Regions from separate parts of the Mus musculus genome. Here regions 1 and 2 are each linked to region 3. A link is a loop called in an ENCODE intact Hi-C map of the cell type or tissue named here. Cell type or tissue: heart. All regions are shown on one strand.

The links. Hi-C counts contacts between places; a loop is a spot of excess contacts. Peaks named below come from ENCODE experiments on the same cell type or tissue, not always from the same donor. Only the 100,000 strongest peaks of a DNase experiment are listed, where the experiment ranks them.
Region 1: it touches region 3 in a loop (2.6-fold over the local background); 6 of 42 quality-filtered maps call a loop at or near these places.
Region 2: a loop joins it to region 3, with 2.7 times the contacts of the local background. A loop is called at or near these places in 6 of 42 quality-filtered maps.

Annotation. Positions count from the first base shown.
Region 1 is chr1:60,665,930-60,670,929 of GRCm38, forward strand. No RefSeq gene overlaps it. Among named protein-coding and RNA genes, the nearest start is that of Gm38388, 69 kb to the left of the region's middle. In heart, no CTCF peak of the experiment used is centred here; DNase peaks (open chromatin) are centred at 2,522 and 3,262.
Region 2 is chr1:60,649,869-60,654,868 of GRCm38, forward strand. No RefSeq gene overlaps it. Among named protein-coding and RNA genes, the nearest start is that of Gm38388, 53 kb to the left of the region's middle. In heart, no CTCF peak of the experiment used is centred here; DNase peaks (open chromatin) are centred at 473 and 2,973; H3K27ac peaks cover 1,038 bases.
Region 3 is chr1:60,857,875-60,862,874 of GRCm38, forward strand. It overlaps a transcript of Gm38137 not described here. Among named protein-coding and RNA genes, the nearest start is that of Gm38137, 3.4 kb to the right of the region's middle. In heart, a CTCF peak has its summit at 2,958 (motif pointing left); DNase peaks (open chromatin) are centred at 3,307 and 4,827; H3K4me3 peaks cover 481 bases; H3K27ac peaks cover 12 bases.

The DNA.
Region 1 (5,000 bases), 190 kb before region 3:
AGGCACAGGTCAACATTTTTCTCTGCCAGAATATATTATTTGCCAGCTGGAAGATATGTCTTTAAAAAAACAAGACAAAACATGAAACAAAACAAACAAAAACAACTGCACTGAAGAACAAGTGAGCTAAATCTAATCTCATATCCATAATTTTTAATGCGATGTAATTTTTCTAATGATGATAAATCTACCATTCAAAATTAGTTCCTGATACAAGAGTCACTTTGTTCAAAGGAAGTGAAGGTATTAATACTTCAGTAGAAATGTATTTTGAAATATTCTTTCTGGAAAATGGTTTGTAATATGTATTCCTGAAAGGTGCTTGCTGTTCTCTTCCCCAGACAAGATGGTCATCTTGTTTTTCTCTTTTGAAAATTTAAATAATATAGAAAAATATTAAAAACAAATTTAATCCCGATTTTCCCCGCTAAAGCTAACATTTCAGCAAACATACTTTCTATGTATCTTATGCATGCTACGTGTAAATTTTTGTTTATATATAATACACATATATGTAATTTTAAATGTAGACAATATTATACCTTTTCGTAATTTTGCCTTTTCGCTCAGGCATCTGCAATGGAAACTTTGCTTAATAAATACCAAGTTTTGTTTAACAGCCACAGAAGCAGCCCAATGTGTATATGCAAACTGGGACTTTAATTAATCCTCGGCTAGCAGATATTAAATCGTTTCTATCTTGGTGTTGTGCGAGGCCTGCAGGCCTCTTTTCCTCGGGAGCTCACCCATAAAGTAGAAGGATTGGAGAAATCTGATCCCTGAAACAAAGAGGGAAAAGAGCCATGTTGACCACTGCTGACACTTGGGAGCATAGAAGCGGGTTTTTCAGTAGACTGCTTGAAAGTCTCCACATTTTCAAAATCAATGTAATGGTGTCTTAATTCTGGCAAACATATGCCAGATGTTCTTATGAGCAGAAGAAACTAACTGTGCTGGTAACAGTAATGTAGGCAAGGCTGATTTTTTTTTCAACTATTTGCCAAGATGTGGGAAAAACCCCTTCTTACCCCTATGCCCCCATAACACAACATTTGGGGTACACTTGAACTGCAGCACTCATTTGATTTGATTTTAATGTGTCTTTTCGACTAAACTATTAGCTTTCTGAGGGCAGGGACTGTGATGCAATTTGAAGGATCCTTAGGACTGTTTGTCCTTTAATACCCTGTGGTAGTTTCTCATTTGCTCTGCCCCCTAGTTAGCAGTTACCATCTCCCTCTTTTTCCTTAGTGGTTGAAATATAAGTGTAATATTTGCCCAGGGCATACAAAGTTGGAGTTTGGGAGGAGCACTGTGTAATGGATTTTAAATTATTCTGATTTAACTCTTGGCTTTTCACAACCCAGGACAAATCCTTTAATTCTTCTGAGCCCCAATTCCCTCTGCTACAAGTGGAGATAATAGTCTACTTTAGAAAGTGCTCACATTGAGGGAGCTTGTGTTTTAAGGCCATTAACAAGATACCCACTGCCATGCTTAATAAATGGTAGCTACACAGTAATATCTTTTCAAAGGTACAAGTTATCCACATTTATATATGTATATGTCAATGACTATGTCTTGCCTTCTGCTCTAGTGAGCATAGCTACTAGATTGAAAGCAACACAAAGCTAAAAGGCAATAGAGATTAGGAGCCAACACACTCAATAAAATCAATTTGGAACATAGGTTGATGGAGGAAAACTAGGTTTTTATGTTCTCAAACCCAAAAGAGGTGTCTGGAGTATTGAAATGGGGGAAACAGAATTGGATTAGGTAATTCGACTCATAAGAGCATTTTATTAGGGTGAAAAAATTTTTAGATAGTCTGTAACATAAAGGGTATCTTTATACAACCCCAAGGAATAAAATCAAAAGCTATAAATGTAAAAGGTGACCGATAGAAACATTTGCTCTTTTGCAACTAACAATCAACCTTTTAGAATGACAGACTGCTTGAGGCTTCTGCACCAGGCTTCACTTTCTGCATACCAGCTAATGTATGAGCTTATTTTCCACCCGACAGTCAGTCTTGAAGACACAGGAATGCCTTGTGGTCCTGGTCACTAAGTTTGGATGAGGTTTCTGCATTAATCTGCTCCTGGGGAGGGCACAAGGAAGCAGTGTCACCGTGGAACGTAATACCAATGTTTGTTCCCCTCCCCCCGAGGTGCGGTACTAGCAAGCCATTTATACACAGGGCTGCCCTTCTGAAAACAGGTAGAACAAAGGACATCCACTCGGAAGAAGCACTTTCAGTTCTTAGTCAAAGATAGCTTCCCTTGAAAGGTAGAATGTTTTTAAAAGATGAGAAAATGTGTGCTCTGTGGGACCAAGGGAATCTCATGCAAGGAAGCACAATCCATCTCCCCTTGCCTGCAAGGGAGCCAGATCCTGATTTATTTTTTGTTCACGATTCAGCAGAAATACAATGCTCCGTTTCATAGAGGCTTATTACGACACAATAACAGCACTATAATTTCCGTCTCGATGAAGGGCTTCCCTTGGCTTTCGGCCGGCTGATCTCACTGTCCGTTAGCGAGCCTGCTGCTTTGGACACAGGGGAATGCCTTCATGTGTGTGCATCCTGTGTTCTTTTAACGAGTGTTTTATAAATGGTTTAACAGCTGTTATTTACTGACGTGTTTGGTGTTTGCATATAGTCAGACTTTTGCCTGGTGGGGAGATTTAGATAGTCTGTAAGCCACCGTGAGTGAGGGTGCCGCTCACTTCTGTTTAGTGCACAGAAGACCTTTCGGCTCCTTTGTCTCAGGAAACCTATAATTGTAAAATTCCTCCTTGATATTATCATTCACACAGGCCCAGACCTAAATACCTAACTAACTCTCTCTCTCTCTCTCTCTCTCTCTCTCTCTCTCTCTCTCTCTCTCTCTCTTCTTCTTCTTCTTCTTCTTCTTCTTCTTCTTCTTCTTCTTCTTCTTCTTCTTCTTCTTCTTCTTCTTCTTTCTTTGGCCATTCTTGATGTTGCTTGGAAATTATAGTCAGTTAAGTAAAATTTTTCTGGAAATGGCTCTAAAGCTAGGAACACTGCTTATTTTTGTCTATTTTAACAAGTTTTCTTTTCTTTTCTTTTCTTTTCTTTTCTTTTCTTTTCTTTTCTTTTCTTTTTTTCCCAGAAGCCTTTGGACTCAATGCCCCACGGCTATCTCTCAGCACCAGGGACCTTTGCTCCAGGACAGTATAAACGTTTCGTAATTCTTGCTTCCTGAAGGGCAACAACCTGAACTCTCACACGTAATCCTCCCCTCTCCTGTGGACGGGCTTGGCTGAGGTGTGCTGCCTTTCTGCAGTGCCAAAGGGGACGTGTCAGAGAAGGGATGACTCCCAGTGCCAGTAATAAACAGTTGGGCGGCAGCCTTCTCTCTAACAGCAAAGCCAAGCTTAGCAGTTAGTCAGCTCTTTCTCCCTCCATAGTCTGAGCTGACGAGTGCGTAGCTACTGGTTCCAAACACTTTCCTCTTTTTGATTAGAAACTGGAAGTGCCAAAGGAGAGACAAGTATTTTTCACGTTGGCTTTAAGTACACATATTCAGTGAGTGCCCACTTCGGACCAGAGACTGTTCAAACCCCCTAAGTATTATCTTTCTTCACTCCTACATTAACTGTCAAGAAGATGAGTTTCCATCTCTATGTGAAATCAAGTCTTTAAGGAGGTTTGGATACTTGCCTCGGGTTGCATATTAGCTGAGGCAAAGCTAGGGCATCACCCTGCTGTCAAACCCACTTTTAATGTTTCCCCTTAATTCTTAGAAAATTCATTCAACATTTTTTGATCATTGTCACATGCCTCCCCCATCTCCTCCCAGATCCACTCCCAACTTACTTTGAACCTAACTTTGTGTTCTCTCTCTCTCTCTTAAAAAAATAAAATAAAAAAAAACCAAACAGGTCCAATTTGTGTTGTTCAAAAATTCTTGGGGGTGGGGCCTGCTTTGGATCTGGTTGATCAATCAGTGGTCACATGCTTGAAGCACCCTCCCACCTCTAATCCCCAGCAGCTATTAAAGGCTATAGCTCCATGAGACTCCAAACCTGCACCTTTAACCACTGCGCTATACTGCCTCCCCGTGTTAATGCATCTTTTATCTGTATTTCCAGCACTTTGGAAGATTGAAAAAACCACAGACGCCTGCAGATAACACGTTTTATAATAGTTTCTATGCTTGTCATTATCTTTACATTGTATTGTTATATTAATTACTATGTTACAAATGAAACAGCCAGGAAACCGAGCTAGGTTCAAGCAAATTCAAGGATTTTGAGCTCTAAGATACCATCGTAACTATAGCCTTCTGCAGCTTTGTGTCTGCTCCTGGTTCTCTAAAGCAGTCTTTTGTTTTGCACGAACACTTGCTATGGAGAAATATCAGCTGCAGGGAACAATTCACAACGGTACCTACTACCCACTCTCCTTCCTTCCCCACAACCTCCGGTCCTGGCAAGTGCTGTTATTTTGAATGAATTTGATTGAAAGAGACAGGAAACCCACATTTATTTATTTTTTTCTAAAATTTATGAAACAAAGCATGTTTAAGAAACCTGGAGTTATTCTTGGTTTCTGACATCAACCTTCAGAGGAAAGAAAACAGTGGTGCCATAAATTGAAAAAGAGGTAGAGGGCTCAGGGACACTTAGCAATGTCAAGCATCAGTGCCATTGTCTTCAGTATGGGGCGTTCTAAGGCATTGAAAACACCAGCCAACGGGAATTTCCAAGATTGTGTAATTCTCTAACGGAGCTGCTCTGAGTTTCTTTGACTGCTCACTTTTGACCATTGCCTCTGGGATGCAGGACCCATCCTTAGGCTAAGCTTTCTCTTTCCCAGCCTCTGCATGGTGACTCCTCTGTATCCTCAGATAATGATTTCTCTCTAGGTGCTAGGTCTTCCATTACAGCACATAGCTTCCTGTTAGAGGTTGTCCATATTCTGAGTTCGCAGCACTCTTCAGTTCTGTATTATTGGTGATACAAATAAAAAA
Region 2 (5,000 bases), 210 kb before region 3:
TGTAATTCCACACATGAATATTTCTTTGGTGAGACAGGACTATTCACTTCAGGAGGACTAAAGATCACAAAGCCTCGTTTTCACCGAGGTCGATAAAGTAGGATGAACAATAGTCCTGTGTACATGCCAGGTCCTAATTCCTGTACTCATTACCTTGTTAAAAGGGAGTGTTTGAATATGTGTGGTTCAGTTAAGGATTCTGACGAGTGAGATTTCCCTGGGTCACCCTATCGAGTCCTAAACACCATAGCAGCATCCTTATAAAAGGAAGGCAGAGGCAGATTTAACATGAGAGAAGATAAAACAGCATGGCTTCAGAAGCAGGTAGACTGAGACAAGGAATACCGGTAGCCACTAAAAATTGGAAGAGGCAAGGGCCGGATTGGCCCCTGCAGCTTTAGGAGTGACTGTAGCCTTGTTTTTGACTTTAGGAGTGACTGTAACCTTGACTTTGGCTGGGGAAGACTGATTCTGAACATCTGGCTTACATAACTGTCAGAGACTACTCTGCTACTGTTTTAGCTGCCAAGTTTGTGTGGATTCGACACAGAAGTCAGAGGAAACCAATACAGTCAGATTTTGCTATTGAACAAATGATTAAGAAAAAAGTCCATTGTCAGATTCTGTGGATTCTATCTATATGGTATGGAAGCATATTTTAAAGTGAAGGCTATTACACTTAGTCACTTATGCAGTCAGAGTGGGATGGCAGTACTGCGGTAAGCAGTGCACATTGTGTCAATGTGGTACATACTGAAGTATGTTGGAGTAAGGAGGCAGGGCAAGTGTCCTTAGAAGCAAAGTGAGTGTTAGGAGTCGACAGGGCAATGTGTTTAACCTCAGAGGCACAAGAACACAAGGCACTGTCTCAGCGACTCAAGAAGAAGGTCAGTGGGTTGTCTGTTCTGTGCAGGTGTCACTCAAAAGCCCAGGTGAGCGAGTTTGGCTCAGGTGTAGTTTGGCCAAGGGCTAGAGCACAAGGAGGTAATGGCAGTAGATGGGTTACTCCTATGGTTTGAATGTGTGTGTGCCTCCAAAATTTATATGCTGTTTGAACCCTGTGATGAAGGTGTTAAGCGGTCAGGCATTTGGGAAGAGATTAGACTGTTAGGGCTTCTCTAGAAGAGGATTCTGAGAAAGACCTGCCCTCTCACCAATCTGTTTTGCTTCTTTGTTGTTATTGTTTTTGGGTTTTTTTGTTTTGTTTTGTTTTTTTCATCAGGTGAGAACACAGTAAGAAGGACAAGGTCTTGGAGGCAGACACCAGATGCCACCAGCTGTCATTTCCTAGAGCCTTCATCTTGGTCTCTCCTGTCTCCGGAGCTGTGAGCATAAATGTCTATTATTTATACACAACTCAGTATAAGAATTTGTATTTTTTTGTCCTAAGACATTTACAACAATAGAAAGAAAAAAACCCAGAGAAATGGATAAGTGTGTGTGTGCGCGCGCGCGTGTGTGTGTCTGTGTGTGCATGCATGCACATGCCTGTGTGTGACCCCATTAAGAGAATATTTTGGTGAGAAATTCTAAGAAAGCATATGGTGGATGAGATGGGAATGATGGCTTAGGAAAAATATAGATTTGACCAGGGTCAGCTGGACTAGTTGCAGGACAAACTCGAGTGAATTCACAAGGGAGTGTCTTGGATAGTAAGCAGGAGTCTGGGCTAGCACTGAAGTGCTTGTCTTGAGCAAGAACAATAGAAGACTTGGCTAGTACTTAGTGTAATAAGGAGGACAGAGGTCCCAAAATACTTAGTGCTTTGCACCTAGCTTTACCAGGAAGCTGAGATGAGTTGTCCCAGCAAAAAAGAGCTTCAGGATAGAGAAGAAAATCTTTGGGGGATGGGGTTGGAGGGGAGAGCAGCTCACATTGTCCTTTATTCTATATTATAAAGTCCAAATCTTTGTCTTTTGTTGTGTTTGTTTTGAAGTCAACTTCTTGATAACAAAACTGTCCTTGCATCGAAAGACATCTAATTTCATCTGTGATGAAATTAGTAAAAAATCACCACTCAAAAACTCACTATGTTTATCTGAAGGATATTCATAAGTTATGATCTGACTTAATGGCCAGCTCTAAGCCTGGTTAAGTAAACTATGGGCATGCATGCAATCAAATGTTTCAGAGCCATTAAAATCATGTTTATCATGAGTTTCTCAAGGCCTAGGAAAATGTTTATGCTGTAATGCTGTGTGTAAAAGGCTGGATGGCGCATTGCTCATGACTATACAGAAACAACCTGGAAAACAATCTATTGCAATATTAATATGATGATTGCCTCTGTAAAAATTGTCTTTTATTTACTCAGCTTTCCAGATTGCAGGTATGTTTTCATATTGGCCATCTTTCTGTTTTCTCGGTATTCTTTTGTCATTGGAAGGACCCAATAGTCTATCTTGGAAGAACTTGTACCTTACTCCCCTCCCCCTCCAGAACAGGGGATTGAACTCACGAGTATGTGAAGCAAACCACCTACCACTAAGCTACACTCACACAGCTGCAAATTATTTTGATTTTGAGACAGGCTCTAGGTAAGCTGTCCAGACAGGCCTTGAATTTGTGATTCTTCTCTCTGCCTTAGCTGGGATTGCAGGTGCACAACATCACACCCAGATGGACCTGACTGTCTTTAGTCTGGATTCAAAGTGGGTTTTTTTTTGTCTCAAAAAAACAATAATATCTTCAAAGACAAATGGTATTGTGTCACATGTGTCTTTTCTAGATGAAAAGACAAAACAAAAACTGAAACAACCCTTGCCCCAAAAACTAGACTTCCTGTTCCTTCTCCTGACTGAGTCCTAAGAGAATAGACCTGTTTCATAAAGCCAAGCTGGCAAGAGACTTCAGGGTGCAGAGAATCAGTCAGAAGAATCACACATTTTCATTCTCCATGGAAGCCAAGTGGCTGCAGGAAGAGGCTGAAGTTAGAACTGGGCGTGGGAGAGGACTGTTTACTCTCTCCTGCCTCAGATTTCCGGTACTGCTTGTATCCTTCAAGATTCTTCTGTGCCTTTATCTCTGTCAGTGTGCCTTCCCTGAACCCTGGGTAATTGTTCCCTCCCTGCTTCCTCAACACCCCATACAGCGCTCCCTCGCTAGACTTATATGACCTCATCTCTCAGCCAGCCTGGAAGAGAGACCATTTTTTTTTTTTATTTATGGTACTTTTCATAACACCCAGAGAAAAAAAAATCCCCTGGCAGATAGTAGGTGCTGAATAAATGTTTGTTACATGAACCAAATAATTCCCCTAAAGCGTGAGAGAAATTGTATTAATTTCCCAGGCTGCCATAACAAAGTAGCACAAACTGATAGTTTAGCAAAAAATTTATTCTCTTATAATTCTTGAGTCTAGGAGTCCAAAAGTAAGATGTTGGTGAGGTTGGGTCCTTGTGGTGGGGCCTGATGAAAGGGCTCTCCTGTGCATATCTCAGCCTCTTGGCTGCTGGCAATCCTGGGGATTCTTTGGCTTGAAGCTGAACATCTGTCCTGCATTTCTATCTTCATATGGCATTTTCCCAGGGATGTGCCTTTTGCACCCCCTTCCTGGGTGCAAACTTGTAAGGACATCAGCCATATTGGATTTAGGGCTCACCTTAACCTAGCCTGACCTTATCTTAACCCAATGATATCAGCCAACATCCTGTTTACAAATTAGTTTCATTAACAGAATCAAGATTAGGCTTTTCGTGTATCTTTAAGGAGAACATAATCCAACACAGAATAGAAACTCTTGCTGCAGTTGAAAGCCTATATGTAGTATTGTACAGATACCACGGGAAGTGGTGATACCCAGCTGATGTGCTAGCATAACGCCGTCGCAGGACAGAGAGGCCACTGGCTTGAGCAGAGGATTGTGTGTGTGACCAGAGTGCTCATGGTGGTCTGTTTTGCACCTGGTCCCAGTTGCACACCATCACGAATTCTGGTGTTCAGTGGAGCCAATAAGAGAAAAGCCAAAGTTTTGAACTATAGAAGAAAGATAAGGCACAACAGTGACAACAATTTAGTATCTGTGAGAAATACAAATATGTAATTGTCCTAATTATGCATTTTGATTTCTGACAAAACCCAATAAAAACACTGATTCTACCAGATTAATTTCATATATAACATATGAGTCAGTAGATAGAAGAGTAAGAAGGGATATTGCTGTTTTTCTTTGAAACTAGAATTTTAAAATGCTTAATTTATACATAAAATCTGTTTCTGCACATGCATGTGCGTGTGTGTGTGTGTTTGTGTTGGTGTGTGTGTCTTTGTAAGTAGAATGTGAACCACAGAGTATCCAAAGTGTGATAGTCAGAGGACAACTTCTGTGAATAGGTTCTTTCCTTCTACCATGTGGGTCCAAGGAATAGAGCTCAGGTCATCAATCTTGTGGCAGGTGCCTTTGTCTGCTGAGTCATCTCTCAAATCAGAAATGCTTCATTTCCTATATATTGATGATATGTAGCAATTTACTTCTAGAAAAAAAATCTCATCATGGAAGAAATGTACTTAAGACATAGGATGCCTGTCCTAAGGGAGGTGAAACATTCATCAGTAGGGATCTCTGACGTTTGGGACAAGAACAACTCAAAAGCCCCAGAAAGTTCCTGAAACTGATCAGATTAACTAGGTCCCTCCTTCTCTAAGCATATATGAGCAGTAAGACTGCTAAGAGATATTTTCAGGTATATGACTATAATAGCCAAGAGAGATCAGCCAAGAAGCAGAGACCAGCCAAACTACCTGAAAAAGTCAGACGCTGACTGAGCTGCCTGGAAGTTGTGCAGAAACGTACAGTTCCCAGCTTTTGTGAGTTGTCACTTGTGCTGGCATGGGCTTTTGATGGTGCAGCTATCTTTGAGTCATTTCTGCTCCTGTAAATAATTCCTTACCCAAACTTCTGAAAGTAAGCCTAACAAAACCTATTGGTTCAAGTTGAATTGATGATATCTGTACTTTGGTCCATTGTCCATTCCATATTTGCGATGAGTTTGTTTACATCT
Region 3 (5,000 bases):
TCTGTCTGTTTATCTCCTCCCCGTGTTCATTTAACTCTGACCTGGGTTAAGAAGTCCACTGTCTTCCCCTGGATGTATCAGGGAGCTGGAGAGAACACTTCCATGTCTCTCCCTCCTGGGAATAACAGACTCTTCACACTTGAGCTAGCTGATGAAGCTCATCTATCAACATGGTTGCCCCAGGGGACAGGAAATGGTGTCTCCATGTTTTAGAATTGCATCTGTGGCAGAAGCGCAGGCTGGGAGGTTTACTCAGCTCTTTAGCTCCGAATAAATTTCAATTAGTCTGATGGCTAAGTCCTCTGTTTCCTGACATGTCAACCCTACTCTGGTACTGCACCCCTTCCATGACAAAACCAGTAGATACAATAAACACGGGGGCTGATGCGGTGAGCTGATAGGATCTGTGTATCCCAGTAGGCATTTGGGATAAAATCAGACAGGAGCCTTTTCTCTCAAAGACTCCAAGAAGCGTTCCACAAAAGCCACAGCAGCTCGCCGACTTCTCCAGTCCCTCAGCTTCTTCTCTTCCTACCATCTGGTTTTCTGTACACCAGATAAATGTGTCTCTCATCCTCAATTTTCAAGGAACTCTTCCAGAATCTCTTCTCCTCTCCTGGAAACCAGGGGAGCTTATATCACTTTAGACAACTTAAAGTCATGTAGCTACCGCTGCCTTCAGGGGCTATGGGAGAAAACATTTTCCTCCTGGACACAATGTTACTCCAATAAATCAAGGCTATGTTGGTAAAGAAAAAGAAGAAAATGGATATATCTTAGGTAACTGAAAATCTTTAAAGAAAAAGTCCTAGATACTTTGGGTTTTTTTAAAACTATTTTTTTATTGTGGTACAATATGACATAAATGTTATTCTTTTAGCCATTTTATGTGCAGCGTTCATTGACATTAAATACGTTAACAGTGTGAGTAACGGTCACCACTACTGCTTGAAGAACCTCTGTTGCAAATGGTACCTCTGTGCCTATTATACAACAGTGTCCAGTTTCCTTTCTCTCAGATACTCTTCACTTCTATTCCTGCCTCTATGAATTTATCACCTTCTACCAGGACCAGGACACCCGCTACATTTCCCATGTCTACTTTATTTTACCACATCTAGAGTTTGCTAATTCTACTCTTGTTGAAGTACACATCAAAACTTCATTCCTTTTATCGCAGGAATTTGCATTCTGATACACGGACCAAAAAAAAAAAAAAAAAGCATCAAAAAAATGTCCTCGGTTGCTAGACACTTTGATTGTTTCCTGTTTGGGACTATTGTGCATAGGATGCTAGAAATATTAACATATAAGTAAACTTTCTGTTTTAATCTACTTGAGGAATGAGTGCATACTATGGACTGGAGTTACTGGGCCGGGTGGTAATTTTATTTTTAACTCCTGAGTAGCTGCCAAGTGCACTCTACATTTTATGTTTTATCTAGTGTTTACAGGCATGCTTTGATATAACACTGAGGCTCTGGAGTACGCTGCTGTGTTTGGAGCCATCCATGGTCCTCTCAGTTAGTGAAGCTGCTCCCATACTGTCTAGCAGATTCCCTTTGAAGATGCTGGGGTTATTATGATGAAACTGCTCCCATTGTCAACCTGTGAAACATAGATGGGAGGCTAAGCCAGCATCGTATCCCAGCCTTCTCTCAGTAGTGAAATCTGGGCTAATTCTCTTGGAACCTTCCTTGTGTGCTTGTGGGTAACCTGATCACGTGTGCACTGGATTCTTTTGGCCAGTCCGGACTTGTGAAGATCCACAGGAGATTTCAGGCAGGAGCTAAAGCCCAGGCTCACCTTCAAGCCAGCCTGTCACCATTTGGACAGGCAGAGAAGGTAAAGTTAGTTCTTTCTATGTCACACTGCTGGTTCGATAGGTGAAAGCATAGTTGCTAAGGGTGTAATACCTCAGGACAGGTGACTGGAACACAAATCCTAGGACTCGATGTGACTTTTGTCAAAATCATTTAGCTTCTCTGTGCCTTCATTTCCTCACATATAAATTGGGGGTTAATACCAACAATTTACTTCACAAGTGTGTTAGGGCCACACCAAGCTTGTCATGGTGCCCCTGCAATGACGTCCGGGCTCTGTAGACATTCTGTATGTGGAGCAGAGTTGGTAGTGTTGACAGTAGCATGATGCAAGCTCTTGACACTGCACCAGTTAATAATGTGTCATAGCTGTAACTCTGAAGACTAGAGCCAAAGGGCACGTGTGTGGTTCAGTGGCAGAGTGCTTACCTAGCATTTGTGAGTCCCTGGGTTTGAACTCTAGCAGAAAACAGGCACCAAACCTAAACCAAAACAGCAGACTCAAAATAAAGAAGGAGTCATGGATAGACATGGTCAGATGGGTTGAAAAATCCCTGGATTTTACCTTTGGCCTAGCATCACAAGGCTGGAACACACTGAACCCGTGTTGCCTTCTCCCTCACCTACAGATTGCACACTTCTATCTGGTTCTATCAAGCATCTTGTGCTGAGGTAAAGGTCAGGCTTGAAAAACTATTACCACCAGGGCAAACTTAACTGTATAGATAGATCATGGTTTGGTGCTTATGGCTAAATCTGAGCCAAAGCTGAGGGAGACAGTGGACAACATGGAGAAGCTCAAGGACAAGGACATACACAAAGAAGGGGAGGCAGGGTCTTTTGAGGAACACTTAAAGCAGGTACTGTCACTGGAGATGGAGTGGGATGAACTGCAGCTTTGTCTGAGGACTTGGGCACACTCTCATCAACGACAGAAGGGGCTTCTTAATATGGTAAACTACAAGGTCTCTTCTGCGACTATATGGCTGTTGAGAAACAGAAACTGCAGTACCAGTCTGGTGGTTGTAGCAAAGATGGATGGTCCTGAAAATCCCACCCTGACACAGCAAATTTAGATGTGGCTGATTCAATGTGGGTGGGAACTAGACATTTGTGGAGCAGTCAATGACTGCCATCTATTGGTCAGTGTGCTTCATTGCAAATGTAAGAATAGATTGTGAGAACCTATTGTCAATTTTTATCAATTAGCGCTCTCTCTCTCTCTCTCTCTCTCTCTCTCTCTCTCTCTCTCTCTTTATCTCTCCCAGTTGGGCCAACTAAAGCTGTTTCTTACTGCTTTGTAGATGCAACCATTTTTGTGAGTATCAATAGTCATATCTTTGGAATGAAATGGGAGGGGGTGTGCATTGCACAGTGATGTCATTGCACGAGGAGACGCAGATCTTGGATCCCAGTTGTTAATGTGTTTGTAATAGCCAAGAAATTCTTCCCCTGACATTACATGACCCAGGCATCATTGAAAAGCCCAGGGAAGCTTGCAGTTTCCCACGGCTCACTGGAAAGTGGGGTAGAGGCTGGAGGGACCGCTGCTTTCTATTGTTCCGATGATATTTTTAGCATCTGCAGAGGAAGGAAAGGCACCAAACAGAGGGAAATTCAGGGAGCCTTTGAGGGGAGATGAAATGGGTTTTAAGTGAAATGAGAGTCGTAAGGGATGGAGAAGACCATCCACCCTGTATGCTCCATGTCTGCAGTTCAAGAGGGATTCATAGAAATATAAATGGGCAGAGAATAATTGAGAAAATGCTCTGTATTCTTAGCCACCAGGGAAATGCAAAATAAAGTGACACTGAGGTCCATCTCTCTCCTGTCACCAAGGAAACAACAAATGCCGACACGAAGAAAGGGTGGCAGAAGGGAGTCCTTCTTTATGCCTGATGAGACTGGAGAACGGTGCAGTGCCTGTGAAAATCAGTGTGGAGGTTCCCAGAAAGCCACACCTAAGGATACAATTACCATATGCTTTAGCTACACCACTCCAGGCTACACAATTGAGTCTAAGTCAGCATACCACCGGGATCCTTGCACGTCCATGTTTATCTATACCCTATTCTCAATGATCAAGAAGCCAGCTAAGATGTTCATTAATGATAAACATGGTGATATATATGATATGTGATATATGATATATATGATATGCATCATTTATATACAATGAAGTTTTATTCAATCATAGTGAAGAATGTTTGTTTCATTTTCAGGAAGATGTATCGATTGTACATCATGCAAGGGGAAGTGAGCCACTCAGAAGACAAATGCCTTATGGTTTCTCTCATATGGCTAATATATAATATACATTCATATATATGCATGTATATATGACACACAAAAGCAGGGAGAACTTATTTGTGAGTGCAGAAAGGAAAGTGTCAGGGCTGGAGGTAAGGGAAGGCGGTGGAAGGGGAGACTGAGCAAAATACAACGGCTTACCCATGAAAATATCGTAAGGCAGCCTATTATTTTGTACATAAAAATGAGTGAAAGAGAGGTTCATTCAGAAAGGCCACACAGGGCTGAAGGTATAGCTCATCTATTAAAGGTTAAGGCCTATAACCAAATCTTCAAAAAAGGCCACATGTTTGGGATCATATCTGTGTTCCCAATATCCAGTAAGAGGCACCTGGAAGGGCCACAGAGGTAAAGCATCAGTGCAGCGGACACCGTCTGTCTTTGGAGAGTGGGGGCTAAAGGTTACTGACAGCATCTAATTATCAACCTGAGCTAGGGACTGTTTGGGGATGTAGAATATAATGGGTAACCAGCACAGTAATAGGGGTGAGCTGCTGGGCCCTGCTATTATCCCTGAGCAGGTGAAAGCTAGCATTCTTCATGAGCTGTCTTTCCTCCTATTATCCCTGGGTAGGAGAAAGATAGCATTCTTCATGAGCTGTCTTTCCTCCAGCCCTGTAAGTGGTGACCAGAACAGTGCCTGCAGAGAGGCCTCTGTTGGAGCATAAGCCCATAAACCCAGGAAGTGGAGGAGGGGACGCTGTCCATTCACAGAGAAAATCTATTTCCCAGATTGGAGGGGAGGACTGGAAAAATTAATTAGGTCATAGTCTTTGAGAATTGTTTTTAAAACTGAGAATGAGGGACGGGAAAGATATTCCAAGAAATCGGTTGGGCTGCAGCTTAGGGCAAGTTGGAAAGATAAAT